Regions from separate parts of the Homo sapiens genome. Here region 1 is linked to region 2. Evidence: read pairs that join two places in POLR2A ChIA-PET (ENCODE). Cell type or tissue: PC-9. All regions are shown on one strand. Each heading gives the region's core, and the rest is flanking DNA. Links, peaks and the distances in the headings are about the cores only.

The links. Peaks named below come from ENCODE experiments on the same cell type or tissue, not always from the same donor. Only the 100,000 strongest peaks of a DNase experiment are listed, where the experiment ranks them.
Region 1: POLR2A ChIA-PET joins it to region 2 with 18 read pairs; 1 of 35 experiments calls an interaction of 5 or more read pairs at or near these places.

What each region holds. Positions count from the first base shown.
Region 1 is chr16:24,523,631-24,529,278 of GRCh38, forward strand. No RefSeq gene overlaps it. Among named protein-coding and RNA genes, the nearest start is that of RBBP6, 13 kb to the right of the region's middle. In PC-9, for the core only: no CTCF peak of the experiment used is centred there; DNase peaks (open chromatin) are centred at 1,781 and 2,741.
Region 2 is chr16:25,149,610-25,154,609 of GRCh38, forward strand. It overlaps LCMT1 (leucine carboxyl methyltransferase 1), which reads left to right. Exons shown (of 11, transcript NM_016309.3): 5 at 1,945-2,006. Among named protein-coding and RNA genes, the nearest start is that of LCMT1-AS2, 3.1 kb to the left of the region's middle. In PC-9, for the core only: no CTCF peak of the experiment used is centred there; a DNase peak (open chromatin) is centred at 2,582; H3K27ac peaks cover 2,798 bases.

The sequences.
Region 1 (5,648 bases), core at 281-5,280, 630 kb before region 2:
GTGAGATAGTACCTGTTAAGCCTGTAGTACAGCACCAGGCCTATAGGACCAGCAACCCCGGTTGCAGAGTTGGGGAGAGGAGGGCGGGGCAGATATTTGCTGGCAGCATCACTCACAAAGCCTGAGAGATGACCCAGATGAGCGAAGGCTTCCCCGTCTGCACTTCGTCCAGGGAGGTTCAGCAGTGCGAGGGGAGACTCCAGGCCAGCACTCTGCTTTAATCTATCAAGCTTGTCACTGCTGCGGAAGCCAGACAGAACCACTTATCAAGAGTCATTCTGGGGCCCCACAAATAATTCCCCAACCCCTGCCACGAGCTTAGGGAAGACACAGGTGAGGCAGACAAGGTCTGTGCCCTCTGGGAATCTTATCTCAAAGCTGAGACAAGATAAAAACAAAGATAATAGGAGACTCACTGTCGCAAGGGGATATGTTGGTCTGTTTACAGAGGGCCAGCTCTGCTCCTGTTCTCCACGGGAAATGTTAGCCACATGCAGGAAAATAGAGTTGGTGGAGTGGGGGAGACACTGCTCTCCCTGGCAAGACACATCCCGTTTTCTTGGAGGTTTTGATGTTGTTTTGTTTGTTTGTTTGTTTGTTTGAGACAGAGTCTCACTCTGTCACCCAGGCTAGAGTGCAGTGGCAAGATCAGAGCTCATTGCAACCTCCACCTCCTGGGCTCAAGCGATCCTCCCACCTCCGTCTCCCGAGTAGCTGGGACTACAGACATGCACCAACACATCCAGCTAATTTTTGTATTTTTTGTGGGAATGGGGTCTCACTGTTGCCCAGGCTGTTCTCAAACTCCTGGGCTCAAGCACTTTGGCTTCCCAAAGTGCTAGGATTACAGGTGTGAGCCACTGTGCCTGGTCTCTGGTTTAGTTTTGTTTTTATAATGTAACTTTTTTGTTGTTGTTGTTGTTGTAGAGACAGCATCTCACCTTATTGCCCAGACTGGTCTTGAACTGATGTCAAACAATCCCCCAACCTCGGCATCCTAAAGCACTGGTATTACAGGCATGAGCCACCACATCCAGCTCACATCCATTTTAAATGATGGCTCCTGTGTGACCTCAACTCTCTAAACTTCATTGCGTCATCTATAAAATGGGATAATATTGGGATGGATTCACAGTGTTGCTGGGAAGATTTAAGAATTCAGTGCAGTAAAAAGTGTTTGGCTCAGGGTATGGTGAACAGAAAATGCATGGTAAATGCAAGCAGGTGTTGTTTTGTTGGTGTTAGGTTTACCAAGTTGGAAGCACTTCAGAGAAACATGCCACATGAATTTATGTCCCAAACAACCCCTAAGTGGTGCTTGTGTACCAGGCACGATCATTAAATTGCCTTAAAAACTCTATGAAGGACTGAGCATGGTGGCTTATGCCTGTAATCTCAGCACAGGTGGGAGGATAGCTTGAACTCAGGAGTTTGAAACCAGCCTGGGCAACATAGTGAGATCCCATCTCTACTAAAAAAAAAATTAGCTGGGTGTGGTGGCATGAGCCTGTAGTCCCAGCCACTTGGGAGGCTGAGGTGGGAGGATCACCTAAGCCCAGGAGGTCAAGGCTGCAGTGAGCTGTGGTTGTGCCACTGTACTCCAGCCTGGGTGACAGAATGAGATCTTGTCTCAAAAACAAAACAAAACAAAACAAAAACAGCTGTATGAGGAAGGTACTTTTGTTATCTTTCATATCATTTTTTTACACATAACATAAAATTTATTCTCGCAACCATTTTTAAGTGCACAGTTCAGTAGTATTAAGTATATTGACACTGTTGTGCAACAGATCTCTAGGAATTTTTGTCTTGCAAAACTGAAACTCTGTATTTTTTGAATACCATTTCCCCATTTCCTTCTTCCCCACCCCTCACTGCCAGTCCCTGGAAACCACCATTCTACTTTGTTTCTAGGAAGGGACTATTTTAGCCCTGTTTCACAAATCAAGAAACCGAATCCAGCTACATAATTTGAGGGACTCAGAGTAAAATAAAAACATGTTTAAAAAAATTTTTTTTTTCTGAGACGGAGTCTCATTCTGTCACCCAGACTGGAGTGCAGTGGGTGCAATCTCAGCTCACTGCAACCTCCGCCTCCCAGGTTCATGCAATTCTCCTGCCTCAGCCTCCCAAGTAGCTGGGATTACAGGCGCACACCACCACGCCCGGCTAATTTTTGTATTTTTAATAGAGATGGGGGTTTCACCATGTTGGTCAGGCTGGTCTTGAACTCCGGACCTCAAGTAATCCGCCAGCCTTGGCCTCCCAAAGCGCTGGGATTACAGGCGTGAGCCACTGTACCTGGCCCCCAGTGTTTAAACTGCTCTAAAGAAGGTCAAGACAGTGACAGTAGAACATTAACTGAAGCACAGAGCCCTTCTGAATAGTCACACAGGGCCGGTGAAGCTGACCGTGGAGAAAACCACGGGCCAGAGAAGTTGTATAACTTTCCCAAGGTCACACAGCAAGTGTTGGAGCCAGGATTCAAGCCCAGCCTCTAAAATGACATGACTCCCTTTACTTTTTGAAAACTCCCTGCAGGCAGGGGCTTTGATCTTATCACCACCGATTGCCTGGCTCCCTCTCAGGGCTTGTCACACATTGGCACTCATGACGTATTTCATATTTGGAGGAATGAATGAGTAGGTCACATTCACCCAAGAGCCAAGCAGCTTCTTGGAGGTTCTTTTGTTTTGCCTTGGCTCTGGCACAAGTAACACTCCCATTTCTGCCCCTCCTTCATGTTTACTTGAAGCCTTGAATTCCTAGAAAAAGCAAAACTGGCATGCCTGTCTACATGTAATGGCCACACGCCGGACACTTTTATGAGGCTCCACCTTTCCAGAGCATTCCTAGCCTCTGAGTCCCACTGTGATGGGGTGGAATGAAGCTAGAGGACATGAGATAATGGAAGGTCACTGATGGCATACCTCACTCCAGGCCCCCACATCACCTGAAGTCTGATGGCCAAGTCCCTGGTCTGATCCTAATGCAAGGAAACTAGAACCAACTTATTAAAGCAGAAGGAAAAAATGGGTTTTATTTGTGGTTATGGCATTAAGTGAAAAAACAGCTAATGCTGCTGGGCACAGTGGCTCAGGCCTGGAATCCCAGCACTTTGGGAAGCAGAGGTAGGAGGATCACTTGAGCCCAGGAGTTTGAGACCAGCCTGGGCAATATAGTGAGACCCCACCCGTACAAAAAATTTAAAAATTAGCCAGGAGTGGTGGCACGTGCCTGTGGTCCCAGCTACACAGGAGGCTGAGGCAGAAGGATCGCTTGAGCCGAGGAGGTTGAGGCTGCAGAAAGCTGTGGTTGTGCCACTGCACTCCATCCTGGGCAACACAGCAAGACCCTGTCTCAAAAAACAAACACACACACACACACACACACACACACACACAAACACCACCAGCTAATGCCATAACCGTAAATAACTAGATCAGCCAAATTTAATCTGGATTAATCTAATCAGAGTAATCTAATCTTAACTAGATTTAGGGAGCTAGCCTAATTATTGTTTCTTTGAAAGGAACTACATTTTTCTGTCTGAATGTTTATAAGATGCTTTGCTGGCAGTCGGTTCGTGGAGGGGGGGAGAGAAGGAAACTCAGGAAAACATAAATGAATTAATCATAATCCTAATGTCGTAACACCTCATCATCATTGCCCTAGGCATGACTCTCTGTTAGTTTAATTATTTTTTCTTTATTTATTTATAGTAAAATAATGAACACTTGTGAACTCACTCACTCACCCAAGAACAACATCATTACCAACAACTCACATCTCTGGGAGGGGACATGGAGGGATCGGATGGTTTCCTCCTATCTCATCTTTCCATCTCAGAGGTAATCACCATCCTGAATTTTGTTTGTTTGGTGGGGGTTTGTTTGTTTGTTTGTTTTTGAGACATAGTTTCGCTCTTGTTGCCCGGGCTGGAGTGCAGTGGCACGATCTCAGCTCACCACAACCTCTGCCTCCTGGGGGGTTAAATGATTCTCCTGCCTCAGCCTCCCAAGTAGCTGGGATTGCAGGCATGTGCCACCATGCCCAGCTAATTTTGTATTTTTAGTAGAGACGGGGTTTCTCCATGTTGGTCAGGCTGGTCTTGAACTCCCGACCTCAGGTGATCTGCCCGCTTCGGCTTCCCAAACTGCTGGGATTACAGGCATGAGCCACCGCGCCCGGCCTTTTTTTTTTTTTTTTTTTTTTTGATACAGAGTCTCACTCTGCCACCCAGGCTGGAGTGCAGTGGTGCGATCTCAGCTCACTGCAGCCTCTGCCTTCCGGGTTCAAGTGATTCTCCTGCCTCATCCTCCGGAGTAGCTAGGATTACAGGCAAGCACCACCACACCCCACTGATTTTTGTATTTTCAGTAGAGACAGGGTTTCACTATTTTGGCCAGGCTGGTCTCGAACTCCTGACCTCTAGAGATTCGCCTGCCTCAGCCTCCCAAAGTGCTGGGATTACAGGTGTGAGCCACCATGCCCAGCCCCTGAATTTTGTGTTGTTTAGTCACCCTTTTAAAAGAAGTATTAAGGTCTAAGTGCCATGGCTCTTGCTTGTAATCCCAGCACTTCCAGAAGCCAAGACAGGAGGATCCCCTGAGGCCAGGAGTTCAAGACCATTCTGGGCAACGTAGTGGGACCCTGTCTCTAAAAAAAAAAAAAAAAAAAAAAAAAATTAGTTAACTGAGTGGGTCCTAGCTACTCAGGAGGCTGAGTCAGGAAGATTGTTTGAACCCAGGGCAACAGAGCGAGACTCTGTCTCTAAAAAAAAAAAAAATTAAATTAAAAAGAGGTATGCCTAGCTAAATAATGTATTGCTCAGTTTTATGCGTCTTTGAAATTCATTAAAAAGTTATGTCATCTTTGGATACTTGCTTTGTGGACCCAGATGAGCTAAAAAGATTTCACCACCATATTATTACATGTAGCTATATTTCATTTATTTCACTGCTGTATGATATCCCATTATCTGGATAGACCACAACAACAATCTTTTCTTGTTGATGGGTGTTTGGGTTGTTTCCAGCTTTTTTTTTTTTTTTTTTTTTTGAGACTAGGTATCACTCTGGCACCCAGACTAGAGTGCAGTGGGATTATCATAGTTCACTGCACCTTCAGCCTTCTGGGCTCCAGCAATCATCCCACTGCAGCCTCACAAATAACTGGGACTACAGGTGAGCACCACCACGCCTGGCTAATTTTTGCATTTTTTGTAGAGATAGGATTTCACCATGTTGCCCAAACTAATGTAGAACTCCTGAGCTCAAGTAATCCTCCTCCTGCCTTGGCATCCCAAAGTGCTGGGATTACAGTTACAGGCACGAGCTACCATGCCCAGCCTTTTTTTTTTTTTTTGAGACAGGGTCTCCCTCTGGGCACCCAGGCTGGAGTGCAGTGGTGGCCTCCCGGGCTCACGCAATCCTCCTGCATCAGCCTCCTGAGTAGCTGGGACTATAGGTATGTGTCACCATGCCAAGCTTTCCAGATTTTTGTCTTAAAAAGACAGCTTCCATGAATTCTTGTGCAAGTATAGTTAAATTTTACCTCGGGTATAGAATCAAGAATAGAATTACTGATTCATAGGGTAAAGGAATGCTCAAAGTTGCTAGAATTAAATTTTACCATGGGTATATAAG
Region 2 (5,000 bases), core at 1-5,000:
ATGTAGAAAGTTACCTGGCCTTGCCCAGGCACAGTGGCTTATGCCTGTAATCCCAGCACTTTGGAAGGCCAAGGCTGGTGGATTGCTTGAGCCCAGGAGTTCGAGACCAGCCCAGGCAACATGGTGAAACCTCGTCTCTACTAAAAATACAAAAATTAGCTAGGCATGTTGGGTGCATCTATAGTCTCAGCTACTTGGGAGGCTGAGATAGAAGGATCACTTGAGCCCAGGAGGTCGAGGCTGCAGTGAGCTATGATCACACCACTGCAGTCCAGCCTGGGTGACAGAGCAAGACTGTCTCAAAAAAAAAAAAAAAAAAAAAAAGTAGGTTACCTGGTCCAGAATAGATGTGCAGTAAGTGGGTTTTTGTGTATATGAATGAATGAATGGAAGACTGAAGTTAGTTATTATAGATGACATATTATGGGGGCCATTCCGAGTCTAGTATCAAGGAGTTTACAGAGTTGCAGATGACAGGTTTGCTAATGTGTGCTGAGAGCTTTCATAGCCTAGTACCATGTTAAGTGCTTCACTTGGATTGTTTTCATTCAGTCCTTACAGCACACTCATGAATTAAGTGCTGCTGTTATCCCCTTTTTGCAGATAAGGAAACTGAGGCTTAAAGAAGTTAATTTGCCCAAAGTCTTTTATCTAGGAAAGGGTGGAGCTGAGATTCAAACTGTGACTTCAAGCTCAAGATCAAGGCATCTTCATAGTTTTCTGGTTTTTTTTTTTTTTTTTTTTTTTTTTTTGAGACGGAGTTTTGCTCTTGTTGCCCAGGCTGGAGTGCAATGGCACGATCTCAGCTCACCGCAACCTCCGCCTCCTAGGTGCAAGCGATTCTCCTGCCTCAGCCTCCCAAGTAGCTGGGATTCCAGACATGTGCCACCATGCCTGGCTAATTTTGTATTTTTAGTAGAGACGGGTTTTCTCCATTTTGGTCGGGCTGGTCTTGAACTCCCGACCTCAGGTGATCTGCCTGCCTTGGCCTCTCAAAGTGCTGGGATTACAGGCGTGAGCCACTGTGCCTGGCCCGCATCTTAATAGTTTTAACTACAGTCCCTCCCCATCCCCCCTTTTAAATTAGTCATTTAAATAAAACCCTAATTCTTATATTGAAAAAAATGTGAGTAAACATTAAGTGTTTCAGCTGTCCTTTAGAAAAGTCTGATCCTTATAAAGTGGAAATAATTTTCAAGCTTTATTTTTTCTAGATCCATGAAAATAATGGATCACCCTTTCCTGATATATTTAATTTTATATTAAATATGCTTTTTAAGTGATAAATGGCAATTCTGATGCTCTGGGAACTGCAAAGTACTGGCTGGTTAGAACTCTGAGTGGAATAAGAGTAACTGGCTCTAGGTTAAGTCCAGAGATGGTTTCCGGGGACAGAAAGTGTGTTGGTGTTTGATTATGGTTGTTGGGATATTGACGCGTGTCTGATTTCTGATTTTTTGCCTATTCTGGATTGGGGTAGTTCCCACATAAATGTTACTGAACTTCAAGTTTGTGTAAGAGTCAATTCTTCTGGCTACCTGTTACAAATAACAAGTATCTTTAAAAGTTTGATTGAGAATAGGCAGCAAACTAGAGATGGCCCAAAAAAACATTGGAACATTTGAAAAATTCTTGTTAGGTTATCTTTAGCTATTTCTAAGTCTAAATACTTCATGATCAGTTTGTGATTTGGACATCAAATGCTGAGTGTAATGCTTAGCCAATGTCACCTGAGACCTGTGTCCACTGAAGTTTTACCGTATGTGCTTAGGGTCAAAAGTAATTAAACTGAAGCCCTTTTTAGAGGGGCCCCTGCTTTGAACAATAGCAAATATATATTTGCCATTTTGGTAGTGAGTGTCTGCATTTGTGCAGTAAATGAGCTCATGAGTAAATTGAGGAGCAAATAGACTCATTTTTCTCCTCTTTCCCATCTTCCCATAGATGCAAGCCTCCCCTATCCAGCCCCATTCTAGAACTGCATTCAGAGGACACACTTCAGATGGGCAAGTATCAAGCTAATGCAAAATGGACTGTATCAGTATTTTTGCTTCCCACCCCCTTTTTGAAGATGGGGTTTGTGTTGGGTGTGTGTGTGTGTGTGTGTGTGTGTGGTGTTATACAATGTATTGTCAACTGAAGAATGACGAGGTTCATAAATTAGGAAAGGAGAGCTTGCTTTCTCAGACAGGGTTGAGCCTGCAGGGTGGCCATTCTAACAGGCTGGGAAGCACAGCCTCCTGCTAGAAGTCAACAACAGACACTTTGAAGGAGGGGCAAAAGGAGGAGGAATTTATGCTCAGCCAGGTGGGTGAACATACATATTTAATAAGCTATAGGAGTCATCATGAATATTTATGAAGGGCGAACTGTGTATGTGTGCAGTTGAGCTTCACATCCCATCATAGGTCCCATGTATAAAAAAATGGCAGTGTTAGCATGATCCAAGGGTGGAGGTTTTGGCCCTCTGACATCAAAAGGTGAAGCAGAGGACACAAAAACCCACATCTTTCGGAGACTGGCCAGAACCACTCCCTGTTCTGTGGTCTCATCAGGAAGGAATGCTGGTTGACCATTTCAAAGTGGCCAAAGAGAGGGGCAGCAGTCAGGCAGTTGGGTTGGATGACAGCAGCAGTAGTCTTTTGAAAGGGCTGGTTGCTGTTTAGCCCTTAGGGAAGAACGCCTACAGGCAGTTAGTGAGCAAGGGTTTTGAGAAGGCATCTGACCTCCCATCCTGACGTGGCCAAGAACTCAGTTTTCAAGGTCACTCTGGGGTCCCCTTGGTTCAGGTGGCTGGGGAGCTTAGAATTTTATTTTTAGTCTATAGTAGACTTTTGCCGATACATTTAAACTTGGGGTTACCATGAAGGAATTTTCAACGACTTTCTAAATGAGTCTTTTTAGATGTCCTTAGGTCTCTAATCTTCAGTCATTCTGTAAAGACCTTGAGTTAGTTGCCAACATTTCAAAAATAGACTTCTCATGAAAAATCTCGATTTCTAGCTTTTCTTGGAAAAAACTAGAAGACGTGGTAACATTAGGCCATGTAATATTACCACGATTTCTACATGGGAACAATTAAATAGTGGCTGCCTCAGTTAGAGGAGTTGCCCATCCTCCAGTTCTGTCCCCACGACTCTCTGGTATCTTACACTTGATCTGCTTCACTCAATTCTGCTACCTGTTTGGCCCTGGCAGTCAATTTTCTCCGTTTTTTCCCTCAACTTTTAATTATGACTGTGTCTTAACAATGCTTTTCTCATTTCTGAGCCTTTCAAATTATGGGTCAGTCTCTACCACAGTCTTCCTTTGTTTTCAGTTTTTGTCTGAGAGAAGTTAAAGGGGTTTATTAGTAATTCAGGTCAGAGATCGTGCAGAGAGGACAGCCTTCACCAGTAGTCAGCACAGGTAACACCGTGGGCATCAGGTGACTAGATGAGCCAGGTTTATTACAACAAGCAGGGACATGAGAGGAGGGAAAGTGTTCTCTGAGGCGGGGGTGGCAAGGAGTCTAGGCTTTTTCTAGCCCACTCCTCCAGATTCTTCCAACCTCTACCCATTACCCAGTTCCAAATCTGCTTCCACATTTTCAGGTACTTAACAGCCACAGCCCTTCTTCTCAGCTTCTCAGTACCAGTTTTCTGGTTTAGCTTGTTTTGTGCTTCTATAACAGAATACCTGGGACTGGGTACTTTATAAAAAGAACAGAGACTTAGTACAGTTCTGGAAGCTGAGAAGTTTGAGGTTGAGGGGCCCACATCTGGCAAGGGCCTTCTTGCCGTGTCATCCCATGGAGGAAGGTAGAAAGGCAAGAGAGCATGACTGTGTGAGAGAGAGGTGAAGGGGTGCAGACTCAGAACACACTCCCAATCCCAATCCCAATCCCAAGCAAGTGGCATTAATTCATTCATTGGGACTGAATCACCTCTTAAAGGTCCTACCTTTCAACACTGTTGCATGGGGGATTAAATTTCCAACACAACGAACTTCGGAGGGACACATTCAAACCATAACACCCTAACACTGGGTATATTGTGATTTAAAAAATTTTCTACCAGTCTGGCCAGGTGTGGTGGCTCACGCCTGTAATCCCAGCATTTTGGGAGGCCGAGGCGGGTGGATCACCTGAGGTCAGGGGTTCGAGACCAGCCTGGCCAACATGATGAAACCCCGTCTCTACTAAAAATACAAAAATTAGCTGGGTGTGGTGGCTGGCGCCTGTAATCCCAGCTATTTGGGAAGCTAAGGCAGGAGACTCTCTTGAACCTGGGAGGCGGAGGTTGCAGTGAGCCGAGATCATGCCGCTGCACTCCAGACTGAGTGACAGCATGAGATGAGAGTCTATCCAAAAGAAAAAATTTCTACCAGTCTGGTAGGCCAAAATGATGCCCTATTATTTTTATTTTATTTTATTTTTTGAGATGGAGTCTCCCTCTGTCACCCAGGCTGGAGTGTGGTGGCTCAATCTCTGCTCACTGCAACCTCTGCCTCCTGGGTTCAAGCGATTCTCCTGCCTCAGTCTCCCAAACAGCTGGAATTACAGGCACGCGCCACCACGCCTGGCTAATTTTTTTTTGTATTTTTAGTAGAGACAGGGTTTCAGCATGTTGGTCAGGCTGGTCTCGAACTGCTAACCTCGTGATCCTCTGCCTCGGCCTCCCAAAGTGCTGGGATTACAGGCGTGAGCCACTGGGCCTGGCTGATGCCCTATTATTTAAAAAAAATTATGTAACTTTGAATGCTAGTGAGATGGAGCATCTTTCCTTCGTTTTATTGGACTTTGGGACCTCTTGTAAATTTTTTTATTTCCTTTTTCCATTAGTTTGTAGTTTCTTTCCTTTTCAGTTTATAGGAACGCTTCATAACACATGGATGTGTTCTTTTTTTTTTTTTTTTTTTGAGAGTCTTGCTCTGTCACCCAGGCTGGAGTGCAGTGGCGCGATCTCAGCTCACTGCAAGCTCCGCCTCCTGGGTTCATGCCATTCTCCTGCCTCAGCCTC